2 separate regions of the Homo sapiens genome follow, and region 1 is linked to region 2. The links are chromatin loops, found by intact Hi-C in ENCODE. Cell type or tissue: CD4-positive, alpha-beta T cell. All regions are shown on one strand. Each heading gives the region's core, and the rest is flanking DNA. Links, peaks and the distances in the headings are about the cores only. Region 1 overlaps HIVEP1 (HIVEP zinc finger 1). Region 2 has its middle 7.1 kb from the start of LINC02530.

Region 1 (5,388 bases), core at 226-5,225, 440 kb after region 2:
GCTAGAGACAAGAATGGCACACGCTGCACGTAATTTTAAATCTGTTTCTTACAGGAGTAAAGGTAAGGATTTCTGAAACTAGTTTATTTATATACTAGAACTGAGCAAATATGTAAACATACTGTAGGTGCGAACCAGGTTTCTCACTGTGGGTGAAGAAGAGAAGGAAATGGAGACGACTAGAATAAATTCAGTGGTGCTGGACTGGAAGTTATCAGTATGGATTCATATCTTCACTTGTATATATGGAATACACATGTACACTGCAACCTCCGCCTCCCAGCTTCAACTGATTCTCTTGCCTCAGCCTCCTGAGTAGCTGGGATCACAGGCATCCGCCACCATGCCTGGCTAATTTTTGCACTTTTAGTAGAGACGGGGTTTCACCATGTTGGTCAGGCGGGTCTTGAACACCTGACCTCAAGTGATCTACCTGCCTTGGCCTCCCAAAGTGCTGGGATTACAGGCGTGAGCCACTGCACCCAGCCCGCTCTAGGGTCTTTTACTCTACTGATACAGCTATTCTCTCACATAAGCTTGCACAACAAGCACCTCCCTATTAGCCCCATAGTCAAATCAAGACTTCTCACTAGTACCTTCTGTCTTCTGATTGTTTAATAGGACACTATCAATTCTTGAAATCAATTTCAACACTTCTACTGGTTAACTTGGAAGCACAGGAAATTTCACCCCAATTCACTCTAACCTAGATACACATTTTAAATTCTTAGAACCTAAAAGTGCTCTTATCTTGTATCTATTTTTTTTTTTTTTTTTTTTTTGCATTTCTTACTCTATTGTACATATGATGACTAAATGGCTCTATTCCGGTTGCAGCCATCTATAGCCTGGATCCTAAGTTAGCATCATTCTGTACAAACCAATACTATTTGATCATAATTCAAACAAGGACTAATTAAGGAGTTGACTTTTTCTCAGAGAATGATTTAAAAGATGAAAAATGCAGTTAATTACTTTTAAAGTGTTGAGCCCACAGCTCATAAATGTCACAGCTAAGATTCAAACCCATGTTAGTCTATGCCTAGATATTCCACATTCAATCATATTTTAAAAATCTAACTACAGAATCATCAGAAAGGTCAACAATGAATTATAGTCAATAAGCTACCTTATAAATATGCATGAATTCAATGTTTGTAGGTACAGACATTAAGAATGTCATATAATTATTTGATTACAAGTAACAGAATATATAAAATGTAGTTCCCAAGGAGAATGTAAATAATTGAACTTTTAAAATTTCAAATATACTGCATTATATAAAAGTTTAAGAATCAGTTATATTATAAATATTTTAAATTGTTAAGACATTTCAAGAAGCATGCTGATTTCTTTTTTAGCATATGCAAATAATATGAATAATTTAAAACGAACACCATATATTTTTTATGTACGTAAAAACTATTTGAAGTGTAAAACTATTTGGCTCCATTTTAATCTGATTTTGCCTTGATTATATTAAATTTCAGGTCAGGTCAGGATTAGCAGTATGGGTGAGAAGACACCCAGGGTGGCTTCTCTGCTCCCTTCTCCCCTCCTGGATGAGCCACATGCCTGTAGCTTGGAGAGGATGTAGGAGGGGCTGGGATTCCTTTCCTGGGTTTCTTTCACTGAGATAAGCACAGAATGATGTTTCTGTCTCTGAATACATAGTATCTGAAATCTCTGCTAGAGGAGACCACTGTCAAAGTTTAAAAACCTGCAAATGAATTTTGAATCATTACATATTTGTTAAACAGGACTGATATTCTGGGTAACAGAGAAAAGATAAAATGGGTAGCTTAAATGAACAGAAGACAATGGTATCCTTTTAAACATCCATGGCACCAAAACAAAGCACAGACAACTCTGCCCTCTGTTTGGATTCATAAGAATAAAAGTCCTTTATATACTTCCCTGTCCCCCTTAACCTCTGCCCCTGCCCCCTAAACAAGACTACTGCTGCTGAATCAAAAGTCGTACTGATAAAAGACCCAGAAAGGAAAAGTGCCTTGCCTGGGATCAACAAGTCTGCGAGGACAAGAACGAGGACTTGTTATGGACTCAAAACACTTGTCATATATGACTCTGTGATACTGCTTACTTTGCTACTGCATGTTACTTAATGTAACAACTATGATACTATGTTGAGTAACTGGTTTTTTTGTTGTTGTCTTTTTTTGTTTTTTTGAGATGAAGTCTTGGAGTCTTGCTCCGTCACCCAGGCTGGAGTGCAGTGGCATAATCCTGGCTCACTGCAACCTCTGCCTCCCAGGTTCAAGCGATTCTCCTGCTTCAGCCTCCCGAGTAGCTGGGATTACAGGTGCCCGCCACCATGCCTGGCTAATTTTTGAATTTTTAGTAGAGATGGGGTTTCACCATGTTGTCCAGGCTGGTCTCGAACTCCTGACCTCAGGTGATCCACCCGCCTCGGCCTCCCAAAGTGTTGGGATTACAGGTGAGTAATGGTTATATCAGGGATTGGCAAACTATGGTCACCAGCTGCATGTGGCTCTCCACTGGTTCTTGTGGATAAAGTTTTATTGGAACACAGCCAGGCTCATTTCTTTATATACTGTCTGTGGCTGCTTTTGTGCTACAGTCACAGTTTAGTATTCATGACAGAGAATAGGTGGCTTGCAAAGCCTAAAATATTTACTATCCAGCCCTTGACATTAAAAAGTTTGCCAACATCTATGCCACATCACCCTCCAGGTTTAAACCTAATTACCACCCATGACAGAGTTGATACCACACCCATCGTCCACAAGGAAGTTAAGACGCTTGTACTGTATATGATTAGAATGCATCAAAGCCAGGATTCAAAAACAGGTTTCTATGAACTTAGGAGCCCTGTCATTATGCCAATAAGATACACTGACTTTCTCCTTTTCTATTACAATTGTTCCTTTCTTGGTGTGTATAATACACACTAATACTTCAGGAGGGTAAGCACTGTGGCTTACCCCTTTGCAGCCATCAGAGACTCTAGAACAGACCTAAGGAATCTATATTTGCTTAGCAAATTCATAAATAAATGGTCCTAAAAGTTTCATTTAATTATGTCCTCCCAGCCACATTCCCCTCTCATTATAAACAAATGTTTCTAATACTCAATAAAATTTTATATCAGCACAAGATTAATTCCTTTATTTTCTGTGAATTTCAATTCATGAGGGAAAAATCAGGCATATGATGTAGCAACATTTTTGTCAAAGTTTTGATACATTTACGTCAAACAACTTCCCTAAAGATAAATTTTAAAAGTTATTATTTGAAGATGAGTCAGGTGAACCGCAACCTGCTCGCCCACTGCTGCCAGACAGTGACACCTGCTGGAAGAGTCGGAGTCGCAAAAGCAGCAGGAGGGGCTCCCTGAGAGAAGGGGCTCCCGAGGGTAGCAACCTGGCCCACGTACACTCAGTAGCAACCTTCTTTTGTTGTTGAAGTTTGCCTGTTTTTGTTTTTCACATATGTTTAGAAATATTGCTCTGAAAGCCAGATAAACAATGGCAACCTAGGGAAAAAATTTTTTTAAAGAATGTGAATACAATTATATATATATATTTTAAAGATAAAATCATCATTAAAAACATAATGGGGCAGAGTTTAATGTTTAACTTTAGGAAGTAAACCAAAATACTGTGTCACGTGCGTGTCATTCAAAATAATATTAGCACTGCTTTAAGTATAAATCCTAAAGCCTATTATGGTTTCATATTCTACACATGGAAGTGTTTCTTAAAAAGAGTAATAATGTGTTCTATAAAAATCCCGATGATAATATATTCTACAGGTTTCATTTGGAAAAAAAGCTTTGCTAGTAATTTTTAAAAATGCACCTAAATTATTTTTAAGAGTAAATGTGATATAGGTTTTAAAACCTGTGATCAAACATCATCTTTACTGTAAGTACTTAAACTCCAACAAGAATAATGCTTCTCACTGCACTTCGTCATATTAAACGGTTCTCCTAGCTGGCGGCTGAGGGTACACATTAACATTCCGTGCACTGAAGTCCAGCATTTGTTGACGAAAACATTCTTCGGATCAAAGGATGAAAAGCAAATTGCTGGCGGCTTGAATTTTGACACAAAAGGTGAAAACTAAAATGTAGTCACTAATACCCCAAGAACAGGAGAACAAAATTCCCGAGGCTATATCATGTTTTATGGCAAGAAAACAAGGGAATGTGCAGTGGAGCAGAGGGATTAGGCTTCCCATGAGCATTTCTTATCATTGCAGCTCAAGTTGCTAGTTTTAAACTAAATAGAAACTTCTTTTAAATGCCGAATGTCCACATTTTAATGGCTGGCTTATAAAAATGTATAATTCCTCCTGCTTCATTAAACGCAAACGTTTCCCAACATCCCCTAATTTATTCCATTGAGAATTAGAACATGAATTCCATCTGCTAAAAGATAAGACAGGTACCGCGCAGCCTGCTGTTGCTAAGGGTGGTAAAGAATTCAGAAGGGGTCTGTGGCCTTTCATCACATCATTTTCACATCACCCTTTAATGAACACTCTTTATCAACCAGGGACCAGGCACAATATGATGGTGAATGATAACCTGGGTATGGTGTGGTTGGCAGAGTAGAGAACAGGTCTAGGATCCTTAAAAGGAAAAGACTGAAGATAATGCTTGGAAAACACTGACATTAATTAGAAAGAAATATGGAGAAAACCTTTAGTGAAAAACAAAACAATGCACATGTAAGGGAGCAACTCAGCACAAACACAGCATAAGACCTGGGCTTTTTCCAGAACGCTATGAGCTGACGGAGATATTACCAAGTGGTAATGATGTTTAAAAAATAAGTACTATACTGGGGTGCTTTGTAGTAACACTGACTGCCTCTTAAGTGTTTAGTACATTTTGTTTAATGAATGAAAGCTCAGAGACGTTTCCTGGTGATGATTATGTTTATGCTACAGAAAAGATCAGTTAAATGACTAAGCCCCCAAATGTGTCCTATAAACCTAAAAACACAATCCTTAGGTTTCTGGCTACTGTTCTGCAAACTCTGGCAGGGGTTGTGACTTTTTAGATTTACAATCAGGTCTCCCAAATTTTGTCCTTTTTAAAAAAAGGTTTACCCCATTTTCCATGTCAGAGATCATCAAGACTCAAACATATAAGGCATGTTCTTAAATATCCTATTAGTATCAAGTATACATCACTTTCAGAAAAGCATGCTGAGTCTAATATTCCCTCTTCACATGCGGCAGGACCCCACTACTGATGTCACTACCACCCTGTTGTTAGGAAACAGGAAGTGTACCTACCAAAACAGAGAAGACAATTTTCATACTGATCAAGACTTGATGTTTCATAGTACTGGTTCCTGAAAAGACACGTGGCTCCTGATGTGGGACATTTTTCTT
Region 2 (5,388 bases), core at 277-5,276:
TCACAAGCTCTGTGATGTGAAAGAGTAGGAAGCTTCCAGCCTTTCCTCCACAGGCAAGATGAAGAGCTGGAAATGAACTCACCCTAATCTCTAAATTAACTTAGATAATGCCAGTTCCCATATATCTTTTACTTATCTCAGATGAAAATGAAATTGAGGTGAAAGAAAGCCCAGGCATGCTCTTCAGAAGCTCAAAGCAGAAGAAAAGTTGGTCAAAGAAATTACTACTTCCATTGTGTGTTTCTTTGTATAGATCTAAATAAACACAAAAATAATTATCCTCCTCCTTCTCTCCTTCTTTTCCTCTCTTTAATATTTTTTTTAAAAGTTTTACCACACTTCTTTGCCAATTAGAGCCACAGCATCTAAGCCCTAGATAGTCCCTTTTTAAGAGGTCTTCCTGCATGAGCCCTTCTCCTCCCACAGCACATTACATTTCTTCCTTTATGTACGGGTTAACCACATTATTTATGGTCAAATTGGGACACTTTTGAAAGTGAAAGAAGTGTTACAGTAGGTAGTCAGGCAGAGATGAGCAGAGCAAGAGAGGCTTCCCCACTCCCCCGCATGGGAAAGTCAAACAACCGTCAGGTGATGGTCAGGCAGTTGTCAATTGTCTCTCTAAAACAATCATTGGTTGCAACCCATGCAGGGAAAGGCAGTCTCTCAATAGAAACACCTGAAACTGGTGATCAGCAGCTTCCCAGTAAGATCTCAGGAGCTGGGCAAGTGGGCTGACACCTGTAAACTAAGAGGCAAAATGGCAGAGTTTAACTGGATATGACCTTATGGGAACGCTCGACTGATAAGGGAAGAATGCTTCAAGTGAGCATGCGCACAACTCCAGTAAACACACGGCACCTCCCCTCCCAAGAGCTGGGAGGTCACTGCTCATGCAGACAGGCTGCCCTAAGGAAAGGCTCAGGGGAGAAGAGGCACAACTCCTCAGAAACGTGCCAACATATAAAACCCCAAGTCAGAAGTCAAATAGCGCTCTTGAGCTCTCAAGTTGCCCACGTGGCCCTCTTGCAAGGGTGCTTTATTTCCTTTTGTTCCTGTTCTGAAGCTGTTTAATAAGCTTTCACTCCTGCTCTCAAACTTGCCTCGGTCTCTTACTCTGCTATAGGCCCCTCAGTTGAATGCTTTCTTCTGAGGAGGCGAGAGCTGAGGTTGCTGCAGACCCATACAAATTTGCTGCCACTAACAGGAGTGCTGTTAATGATTACTCTGGGACAGGAATACATAGCGGGGGCGATTGCAGGCAAACTGACACTTAACATTCACCCCACTTCCAGGTACCCATTCAGCTGATTCAATGCTGGTTTCCACTTGCTGACCTGCTGCTTTTGGAGTCCTTCTCAAGTTGCTTCTTATGCGTCAACTGGGTGGCAAACTCAGTGGCCTCTCCTCTAGGATTCCCCTCCCTTTCACACATAGGCAACATCTCAGCAAATGCTTTTCTTTCTCAAGGTCAAGGGAAAACATTCAAAACATCTCTTGTGAAAGTTATGTATTTAAAAGGCTGAAACCTGAAAAGAAGAGTACTGGTGTACATGAAAAATCTCTCTCTGGATAAATGCTTGAGGAGACGGATACCCCATTCTCTGTGATGTGCTTATGTCACATTGCATGCCTGTATCGAAACACCTCTTGGAACCTAGAAATATATACAGCTACTACATACCCACAAAAATTAGAAGTTAAAAATTTTAAAAAAAAGAAAAACCTCTCTCCTACTGGTCTGCTTGGTTCTGATCCTGGTTCTTTGGCAAAGCTTTTTTTACTTCTGCTTTTTTTTGGCAACTAGGTAGAACTTCAGGTAAAATAAAACAAATAAAAATGTATTGTGAAATATACAATATATGCAAAGGAGACTATGAAACGTTTATGTGCCATTTAAAGAATAACACTTAAGAACTAGAATATTGCCAGTATTTCAGAACCACCTTCCTCACCTAGTAAATCTCCATGATCATGTCCTCCTTCCCCTTGACAGAGGTGACAGCTCTCTTTAATTTTCTGTCCATTATTACCAGTTCTGCTTTTCAGTTTTTCACACTTGTGTGTATCCCTACAAAAGATCTCTGCTTTTTAGGGGGTCAGAGGGTGATTTCATGTAATAAGGAAAGAAAACTGTCATTCTTCTAAGAGCAAATTGTTCTTTTTAGAGAAAAAAAATTACTAAAACCTGATGTGCTTTCCAAATACTTAACCAACACATCACACATCAACACATGTGGAAGGGAAGAGGCTTAGGGAAAATCCTCAGCACTCACACTCCACTTCTAGGGCTCTGTCTTTGTGTTCCATTTCCGTATGGATGAAAAGCCAGCTTCCATTGTTCGGAATTTACATGAACAACTAATGTCCCCGAGGAAGTGGTGACTGATGTGGGATTTCCAACTTGTGGCAATTCTGCAGGCAGAGACCATGTTAGGCAAAACTGCCAACTATGTGAAGTATGTTGACAGTGGCACTCACTAAATTCCTATCCTCTGAGCCTCTGTGCCCACCTGGGGAGCCAGTGCGCTCTCTCATTTTCTATCATCTTGTTCATTCAAACCTTAAAACTAATCCATCACATTGATGAAGCTTAAGATAGGGCTTTGTAATCATTTCCCACCCAAATGGTCCAGCGGTAAAGGATAAGGGTATTTCGAGGGGTTTCTGGACATGAGAAGGCCATGGTAAGTATAGATTTGTTTATTTTCATTGTGGAGTATATCACACGTACACAGAAGAAACTAAAATACAACTGCACTCTAAGGAATAGTGATAGGCCGGGCGCGGTGGTCATGCCTGTAATCCCAGCACTTTGGGAGGCTGAGGCGGGCGGATCACAAAGTCAAGAGATCGAGACCATCCTGGCTAACATGGTGAAACCCTGTCTCTACTTAAAAAATACAAAAAATTAGCTGGGCATGGTGGCGGGCACCTGTAGTCCCAGCTACTTGGGAGGCTGAGGCAGGAGAATGGCGTGAACCTGGGAGGCGGAGCTTGCAGTGAGCCGAGATCGTGCCACTGCACTCCAGCCTGGGTGAGAGAGCGAGACTCTGTCTCAAAAAAAAAAAAAAAGAATATTGATAGAATGAACACCCACATGCCCAACACTGAGCTTTAGAAATGGAATATATGCCACACCTTAAATCTTTCTGGGTAAACCTCAAAGACTGCTTCTCCCGCCCCTCATCAGAGGTAACCACTGTCCTGAATTTTGTGTTCACCATTTCCTGCTTTTCTTTATGGTTTTAACACACGTGTATATAACCCAAAACAAAATATAGTTTAGTTTTTTCTTTGGGGGGAATGTATATAAATTGAAATTTTTTATTTATATTTTCTTGGGACTTGCTCCTCTTGCTCAAAATTATGTTTTGGGAAGTCATCCTGTTTATGCCTGTGCCTGTAGCTCACTAAACTTTCACCGTTGCACAATAATCCTTCCTATGAATTTATTTACTCTCCTTTTTTGTCTTTGAGACAGAGTCTGACTTGTCACTGGGCTGGAGTGCTGTGATGCTGCTATCACGGCTCACTGCAGCCTTGACTTCTTGGGCTCAAGCCATCCTCCCACCTCAGCCTCCCCAGTAGCTGGGACTACAGGTGCATGTTACCACGCCTGGCTAATTTTTTTTTTTTTTTTTTTTTTTTTGAGACGGAGTCTCACTCTGTTGCCCAGGCTGGAGTGTAGTGGCGCGATCTCTGCTCACTGCAAGCTCTGCCTCCTGGGTTCACGCCATTCTCCTGCCTCAGCCTCCCCAGTAGCTGGGACTACAGGCGCCCGCCACTACGCCTGGCTAATTTTTGTATTTTTAGTAGAGAAGGGGTTTCACCTTGTTAGCCAGGATGGTCTCGATTTCCTGACCTCGTGATCTGCCTGCCTTGGCCTCCCAAAGTGCTGGGATTACAGGCGTGAGCCACCGCGCCCGGCCACGCCTGGCTAATTTTTGTATTTTTTGTAAATATGGGTTTTTTGCCATGTTGACCAGGCTGATCTCGAACTCTTGGCCTCAAATGATCCGCTGGCCTTGGCCTCCCAAAGTGCTAGGATTAGAGGTATGAGCCACTGCATCCAGCCAGTTGTAGTACATATTTAAACTCCCACCAGATGTAGATGAGAATTCTCATTGCTCAACATCCTCTTAATGTGCTACTGTCTGGTTTTACTCCCAGTCTGGTGGGTGTGAATTGCAGTATCACAAAACTTCACTGTGATTTGTATTTGTACTTCTCTGATTAATGATGAAGCTGAGTTTCTTTCCATGTGTTTATGGGCCATGTATGTTTCCTTTTCTTTGGAATTCCTTTTTTGGGTCTTTTGCCCATTTTTCTATTGGGTCATTTCTCTGTTTCTTAATAATTGCTTGGAGCTCTTTAAATAGTCAAATTAGGAGTAGTGATAGATAAAAATATTAACTACATTTTATTTACTTTTATATATGTGATTTGTTTATATTTGCTGCTCCATAGTTAATTATTTCACCCTTTTGACAAAGAAGGGTTTTTAGTTTTAAAATAATTGAATTCTTCAATTTTCTTCTAGAGTTGTGCATTTTAAATTTTGTTTATAGATACTATCCTACATGCTTTTTTGGGTATTATATGGTTTTGGCTTTTACATTTATGCCTTAATCCTCTTTGAATTTGGTGTTTGTGTATTGTGCATTAGTTGAATAGTTTTTCTTTTTCTCATTGATCTCAAATACTACCCCCACCATAAATCAAATTTTCATATATCTGTGAATTTGTTTCTAAATGTCCCCTTCTGTCGTTTTGGTCTATTTCTTTATTAATGTGCAATATCACATTGTTAATAAGTTAATAACTATAGTTTTACAATGTTTCAATATGTAATGGGACAAACTCCTTGTTTTTCTTCCTTGGGAACATGTTGGCCATCCATTACCCTTTACTCTTTATAGAAATTTCAAAATCAACTTGCCATGTTCCATGGAAAAACCTGTTGGAGTTATCATAATTACATTTATGTTTATGTCCATTAGAAGAGAATGGACAACTTTATGATATGAATCGTTTTATCCAGGAACATGGTATATTTTTCCATAATTGAGTTCTTTACTGAACTTCAAAAAAGCTCTCTCCTTCTTCTCTATTGGTGTCCTGCATGCCTTTTCTTAGATTTATTCCTGTGTGTTTATGTATTTTATATAATTTATGACTTTTGTAAAAGATATCTTAAAGTACATTTTCTATCTGAATTTTTTGATATATATATAAAATTGCTTTTGTTTATTCACTAATTTGTCAATTTTCTTAATTTATTTATTTGCTGATATTTATCTGTTTAAACAATATCACCTGTTAATAATGAGAGGTTGAGCTGGGTGTGATGGCTCATGCTTGTAATCCCAGCACTCTGGGAGGCTG

The links. Peaks named below come from ENCODE experiments on the same cell type or tissue, not always from the same donor. Only the 100,000 strongest peaks of a DNase experiment are listed, where the experiment ranks them.
Region 1: a loop joins it to region 2, with 11 times the contacts of the local background. A loop is called at or near these places in 31 of 110 quality-filtered maps.

What each region holds. Positions count from the first base shown.
Region 1 is chr6:12,148,966-12,154,353 of GRCh38, reverse strand. All of the region lies in intron 7 of HIVEP1 (HIVEP zinc finger 1), which reads right to left. Among named protein-coding and RNA genes, the nearest start is that of EDN1, 140 kb to the left of the region's middle. In CD4-positive, alpha-beta T cell, for the core only: a CTCF peak has its summit at 3,315 (motif pointing left); a DNase peak (open chromatin) is centred at 3,333.
Region 2 is chr6:12,589,852-12,595,239 of GRCh38, reverse strand. No RefSeq gene overlaps it. Among named protein-coding and RNA genes, the nearest start is that of LINC02530, 7.1 kb to the right of the region's middle. In CD4-positive, alpha-beta T cell, for the core only: no CTCF peak of the experiment used is centred there; no DNase peak of the experiment used is centred there.